Linked DNA regions of Homo sapiens: region 1 is linked to region 2. A link is a contact called in ENCODE Hi-C data. All regions are on one chromosome and are shown on one strand. The core of a region is the stretch at or near the end of the contact, and the rest is flanking DNA. Distances in the headings are between cores, read along the strand shown.

Region 1 (3,781 bases), core at 127-2,626, 140 kb before region 2:
AACCCAATCTATGACCACTGATACAAGAAGCACTTCTAAGAGACAGACTGTAAAGATGGGGATCCTGGAGTTGGATCATTTTCCAGCTGGATGATAATGAGAACCCTATTGCTGGTGATAGGTGGAATGTTGATAGTCCTTGGAATGCTGGTGCATTTTACTGGCTTTCACCTATGCTGTCCTGTGATGGGATACAGGTGGAAGCGGTGCAATAGCTGCGACAATACTCTGGGTGTTTTAGAGATATGAAGAAATAACAACTATAAGAATGTGGAATTGGTTGGCTACTGCTCAGCACCAGTGATTGAAGAGAGAAAATGACAGGTTCAAGTCTATTAATCAACAAAGTAAATTAGCAAAGTGAGAGTAACAGGAACTCCTAGGCACTATTTAAATAAAACTTCCACTTCTGCACCTGGATGGCAGCCACGGTTGAAGAACAAGAGAAAACAAAATTAATTGTTAGCAGTGCATCAGAGAAAGCTGGATCTCAGTCTAGGCAGGTCTCTTACACAAACTTAGAGCCCTGAAGGGAGTGGGGCCCTGATGCTTGGATGGGGATATCTGTATCGACACAGTTAAGAATCTCAAATCTTGGGTTATCCTGAGTCCTATGCACCTGAAAATGTGACCAATTATCTCTTATTGGAAGACAGAGCTACACACACACACACACGTTTGAAGTTATACAAAGGTATCAAGTGAGGCAGGTATCTTAGATAACATTTCTTTACCTTCTCAGGACTTGCTCCACTTCCTCTCTTGGTTCATAATTAGAGTAAAATCTCAGCATAACCTGATCAAAAGTGTTGGGACAGGTAAAGCAGAAAAGAAATTATATGCCTAAAAACATCAAGACATGGATAACATGTTACCATCAGGAACTGGAAGTGGTTCCTCAGGGGGTTAAATCAAGAGAAGATAGGCTATACAGCTGTGTTAGGGAGTGTTTTGCAATATAGTGGCACTTTCCAGTGACACAGGATTTAATGCCCTGGCAAGAGCCCCAGTGATTGCTGTAATCAGCTGATACAATTAACTTTGAAAGCCTGAGAAAAGGAAAGGCCTACAGTAAACAAAATAGAGATGCCAGAATTGCTGTAGCAAATGATGGAGGAAGGGCTTAAAAGGCTCACAGAAGCAACATGCAAGCAATGGGTCCGTTCTATGAGACAGAAAACCCTGTACCGACCATATTCCTTAGGGAGGCCCATAAGACATGCCCAAGGCAATAAGGTCAGAAGGACCCCTGGGAATAATGATGTGAGATATTGTTATGGTAGTGGGTTCCCTAATAGCAATGGAGATGATAGGATCTGAGAAGAGCAGAGGCTAGGTGGCAGCATGTACCCAATAGAAGAGCGGTGGACAGAAGGCTATAATCCACAGCAAGTTCAGAATGAGTCAGCAAGGCATGACCCACAGAATTTATGGAAAGGGCTCATAGAACATTTTGTCCCTAGGGGCAAGATAGATAGGCAGCCAATAAGGGTATTTGAATATGAATATTCAAAAGAGATACGTGACGGCAGAGTAGAAGTTTGAGGTCAGCTATGCTCAGTGAAAAGCCTTATTTCCATGCTCAGCTTTTAGGCCTGAGCCAGTTCTGTGACCCAAAACACATCAACTGAAAAACAAGAAAGATGTTGCAACACCATCGATCAATCCGTAAATTACTCAGATATTTCCAAACACGTGAATACAGATTGATGCTGATAGCCAAAGATCCCAAACACCATCATTGCCTGTGATAGTTAATACTGAGTCCAACTTGATCGGATTGAAGGATACAAAGTATTGACCCTGGGTGTGTCTGTGAGGGTGTTGCCAAAGGAATTAACATTTGAGTCAGTGGGCTGGGAAAGGCTGACCCAATCTTAATTGGATGGGCACCATCTAATCAGCTGCCAGTGAATATAAAACAGACAGAAAAACGTGAAAAGGAGAGACTGGTCTAGCCTCTCAGCCTCTATCTTTCTCCCATGCTGGATACTTCCTGCCCTTGAACATCAGACTCCAAGTTCTTCAGTTTTGAGACTCAGACTGGCTATCCTTGCTCCTCAAGCTTGCAGGCATCCTATTGTGGGACCTTGTGATCATGTAAGTTAATACATAATAAGCTCTCATATATATAATATATATATGATTCTAGAGAACCCTGACTAATACATTACCCTCCTGCTAAGAGTAGAGGTATATGGAAGTCAACTAGCAACCGGAGTCCAAACCATGTCTGTCTCACAATGGGTACGGGTGGGCCTTTGCACAATTTCCAAATGTACAATTGGGATGGGCATACTTAGCAGTTGGCAGAACCCTTTGTTCATTGAATTGTAAAGTTATAGCTGTTGTTGTAGCAAAGGCCCAGAGAATGATCCTGGATATGCCAGTAAGACACTTCCACGAGGATAATGAATTTATAAATATATATGATTATATATATTTATGTATATGTATGCATATATTATATATAGTATATATATTTATGTATATGTATTCATATATATTATATATAGTATATATATTGCATCTGTATTAGTTTCCTATGGCTGCTATAACAAAGTACACAAACTAAGTGGCTTTAAACAACAGAAGTTTATTTCACAGTTCTGGAGGCTAGAAATCTAAAAATAAGGTGTCAGCAGGTCTATGCTCCCTCCAAAGTCTTAGAAGGAGGATTCTTCCTCATCTCTTCCATCTTCTGGTAGCCCCCAGGCAATCCATCACTTGTGGCAGCATAACTCCAATCTCTGCCTCCAGATTTACATAACTGTCTTCCCTCTGTGTCTATAGCTGTGTCTAAATTTCCCTTTTCTGATAAAGATACCAGTCATACTGGGAAAGGGTCCACCCTATTCCAGTATGACCTCATCTTAACTAATAATATCTGCATCCACCCTATTTCTAAACAAGGTCACATTCATAGATACCAGGGGATAGGACTTCAATATATCCTTTGGGGATATAATTCAACCCATAACAGCATCTCAAGGAAATGGCAAAAATTAGTGCCACCCTCCAAGTCTTCAAGGAGACAGGAATGGTGGTCCCTAATGGGGTCCTATTTAATACACGAGCCGAGCCTGGCCTTGCAAAAACTGTGGACCACCTGTTAACCAAGAGTCACCAAGCACACCAAAAGTATGTCGCCACTGAACTGGCAAATGTTTTCTTTTTCATTTTTATCAGAAAGAAGGATCGGAAGAAGTTCTCATTCACATAAACAGATAATAGTGTATATCCACAGTCTTGCCCCAGGGCTGTGTTAATTCTCCTGCTCTTTGTCATAACATTGTCAGCACAGCCTTGAGTCATCTGGACATTCTGCAGAACATCACACTGGTCCACTATATTGAGGATGTCATGTTAACCGTGCCTGATGTGCAAAAAGTGGCAAGTATTCTGGATGCTTTGGAAAGAAACGTGTGTTCTAGAGGAAGATTCAAGAGGCTGCCCCATAGGTAAACATCTTAGGGTCCGAGTGTTCTGAGCATCCTGGGATATGTATTCCAAAGTAAAGGGCAAATTACTATCTTGCCTCCTAGCTTTGAAAGAGAATCACAATGTTCAGCAGACCTCTTTGATGTTGAGGTGCAACATATAATACACTTGAGACTACTGTTATGATCTATTTGCCAAACGATGCAAAGAGGTGTAACTTTTGAGAGGAGCCCCAGGCAACAAATGGGTCTGCATAAGGTCCAGGACTCTTGCTTGCACCACATCACCTATAGTACTGGAATTAATTGTAGTAGCAAAATGTGTTTTATACAGTGCACAC
Region 2 (3,609 bases), core at 860-3,359:
GGATGAGGGAGCAAAAGGATTTGAAGACTACCAGTCCAGCCAGCTAGAGGAAGAGTGCTGACACACACCCTGAGCTGTTTCCATCAACCAGCAGCTGCCTCGGGCAAGGCTTTGGCAAGCAATGTGCTGTAGTCAATTCACGACTGAATTTTCTGTCAAGTGCCCAGAGTGCCCCAGCCCTTCTGTTCACCTGGCTCTCGACTCTGGGTAATACCCAAAGCTCAAAACTTGGACTTCTTCACTGTTCTCTTTTTAGTCTAATAATTGGCTTAAAGCTCACATACACTCAGGGCTTCTATTATCAGCATAACACTGAAGACAAACAAATCTATATTCCAGATCTCTCAACTGTTGTTTTTTTTTTTTTTTTTTTTGCCGCAGTGCCTACTGCCTATTGGACACATTATTTTTCAAAGCTACATTCTAATTCAAATTCAGTATTTCTAACCCCATAGCTTCACAAACCAATTTCTTCTCCTACTCTTGCACTGCTGCCAAAGAAAAAAATACCCTGAAGTTATCCTTGATTCATTTTCCTCTTTTACTTTAAAAATCATAATTTCTACCCATTTGCCATTAAGGTCTTAATTTACCTATCTCATCTATCTGTAGCAGTGATTCTTTGAAACTATAGAGGACCCCCTCCTCAGAAAAACTACACTGGCACACATTTTTCATACTATTTTGAATATGATTTCCAGGGCCCACAATGAAAATGTATAGATCTCTATATTGTTCACTTCTAAAATCTGTTTACTCTGATCTGGCTTTTTCCTGAGAGTTCCAGACCACCTTCCAAATACTTTTCAGATAGGTATTATTTTATATGGCAAAAATATCTCAAACTTGCACGTTCAAAACTCAACATGCCATTTCCCCCAGCAAAACTGTATCTTTTTCTTAGTCTTTCTTTAGTGAATGGCAATTCAATTCCCCCAATTAATTAAAATAGTAACTTGCATATTACTGTTGACTTCTTTCTCCCTCCGTATACCTCTCACATCTAAATGGTAATTATAGTGACCTCCCACGATTAGTTAAGTGGCATGCATTTGACAAAGTATTAACAACCAACCCACCATATATGCTTACATATTTTCTGTATGAATTTAAATAAGTGACTCACTCCTCTACAGGTGAGCAGCTAATAAACCAAACCCTCAATACCTCATTCCTGAACTCCCTCGGTAGCCTCCTAACTCTCTGCCTGTTCCCAATCTCGTTCCAGTTTTAGTATCTCCCAACATGTCTTAGAATAGATTTAGGTATTCCCTCTCCAGCCCCTACAGAAACTTTAGTGTCCTTATCTTCATTCTTAAGGTTTTGTATTCCTGGGGCAACTTTTCCAGGGCTGTCTAGGACCCTTAGAAAGCAGTTGACAGGCAAATAGAAATAAAGAAGCTAGAGAATAATTGTTTAAGGTGTTATACTCTCTCCCAACCCCTGCCCAGTGCTATCTATTTGTGTTTTCATGGAGACTTTAGAATAGAGCTTCTCAACCAGTGCATTTCTATACATAATATCATATAGGAGGCTGAGACAGTCGTCCCCTCAGTCCCTAGGATAGGCATGTAATTCCTAGAACCACAAACAGCATTATCTATGTAGTTCAGTATTTACTACAAATATTAACATTCCAAAGTGTGCCAATGGATGAAAAAAATAATTGAGAGGCATTTAAAACACAGAAAGTCCCTCCAGTATCTAAAAACAATGAATTTCCACCCTGACATTTTACTGTCTTGGAAATTTAATGCCACCAACCTATAGTTAAAACCTACATGATTATGGCCAATTACATTTGGAAGGGATTTGTCCAAGTTGGCCCTGGATCAGGGAGAGCAGCAGCAGGTGAGAAATGCTGCCTTTGAGCAGCTGATGCAACCCAGGTGTGGCAGAGCATGGAGGGCCATACCCTAAGAAGGAGACCAGCAGAGAAACTGAAACAAGTGAGTAACTAACCTACAAGAGGACCCAGAAATTTAGAAAAGGAACTCTCAGAGCAGAAACTGAAAGCCAAGAACAGAACCCAAAATTGAGTCAGAGGAAATGAGGCAAAAGGTCAGACCTCGGGGAAGGAAGCTAGAGATGCCAAATCAGCAGAAGGCTGAGGGCTGAGGTCAGGGATGAGTCAATTCATCTGCTCTCAAAGCCAAAAGAAGCCCTAGCCCTTGAGCCACCACAAGGGTTAAAACTTCTTTAGTGAAATGAAAGGAACTAAGCTTAATTCCTCACTGAAACCTCAGTACTACAATATGTTAATTTTGTCTTTTAATGGTCCTGGGGTTTTTTTTGGTTTGTTTGTTTGGCTTTACTTTTTCCCCCTAATTTCCTCATTTACCTTCTGTATATTTTATATTTCATGTAATTTTTATTTAACGTTAATGAAACAGCAGCTTTCAAGTTGTCTTAGGCAGACAAGAAATTTTTTTCTAAATTTATTGAAATAAAAGTATATGTAAATTATGTCATAATATAAAGAGAAAATCCAAGCCACCTTACTATCATTAATATTAATATTATTTGTATTACTAGTAGCTATCATGTACTTAACTTTGTAACCTTGTGTCTTGTACTATGCTAGATGACTTTATATGTTAACTCACTCCTCACATTATCCACAGGAGGGATTATTAGTCACAAACAAATGAGGAAATCAAATAGGTCAAAAATTTTTCCATGATCCTATAACTAATAAATGGCAGGAATGAGATGTAAACCTGTGATGTGTCTGATTCTTAATTACTGCACTCAGCTCTATTTTATTTAAAATATGCTTATTTAAATATGACCCACATAAAATGGGTCATTTGCTTAATGAACATCTGTCAAAGCACAGCTGGGTATTAAGTACTTTTCTAGGTGCCCTTGGGGCAAAAGAAAAAGGAGAATCTGACATAGCCAAGCCTTGAGGATGCTCAAGTTAAGTTTGAAGACAAGACGTAGTCCATGAAATACAACAAAAATTAGTCCAAAGTCATAGGTAAGCCTTCAATTTGAGCCCTGAAGATACTATTTCTCAGCATATGACCCTGAGCAAGTTATTCTTATTGTGTAAAGCTGAGATCATAATGATATGAGCCTCATGGGGTGTTCTAAGGATAAGATGAGATAATGTAGACCATTAGTTTTCAACTTCAGGTGATTTCCTCTCTGACAAAAGATATTTGATAATGTCTGAAGCATTTTTGGTTGTCACAACTGGGTAGGGGGAAAAGAGAGTGTTGTTTGCATCTAGTTGGTAGAGGCCAGGGATGCTGTTAAACACCCTGCAATGCACGAGACAGGCTGTCTCCCAAACAGGGAATCATCTGGCCCAAAGTATCAATTGCACTGGGGTTGAGAAACCCTAACGTATTCGAAGCGTTTAGCAGAATCCTAAAGGCATTTAGTAGTAGATCCTCCACATTAACTCACTATATTTGCATGAAAAGGGGGTAGCACTTATGGCATTTATGTACTTAAGAAAAGAATTAAATAGAAAATAATTGTAAATATTAATAATAATTTTAAAATATAACCCTTTAAGAAAAAGTCTTACAAGTCAATGTGGTAGGTAAGAGCATAGGCTTTGGAGTCAGATAGACCTAAGTTTGAATCCTGGCTCTG

What was found. A loop is a pair of places that touch in the nucleus more often than their neighbours do. Pooled maps may share reads with other maps.
Region 1: a loop to region 2 is called in a map of K562, with 2.3 times the contacts of the local background. The contact joins two enhancer-like sites. A Hi-C loop is called at or near these places in 1 of 168 maps with a recorded cell type or tissue (K562), 5 of 37 single-sample maps with no recorded cell type and 12 of 50 pooled maps.

The regions. Positions count from the first base shown.
Region 1 is chr1:65,946,671-65,950,451 of GRCh38, reverse strand. All of the region lies in intron 3 of PDE4B (phosphodiesterase 4B), which reads right to left. Among named protein-coding and RNA genes, the nearest start is that of PDE4B-AS1, 100 kb to the left of the region's middle. Within about 2 kb of position 1,376, at least 3 of the 41 ENCODE cell types and tissues checked have a DNase peak (open chromatin) inside an H3K27ac peak, as active enhancers do.
Region 2 is chr1:65,810,659-65,814,267 of GRCh38, reverse strand. The region is part of intron 1 of PDE4B (phosphodiesterase 4B); the gene reads right to left. Among named protein-coding and RNA genes, the nearest start is that of PDE4B, 20 kb to the right of the region's middle. RefSeq lists an enhancer at 1,867-2,096. Within about 2 kb of position 2,109, at least 2 of the 41 ENCODE cell types and tissues checked have a DNase peak (open chromatin) inside an H3K27ac peak, as active enhancers do.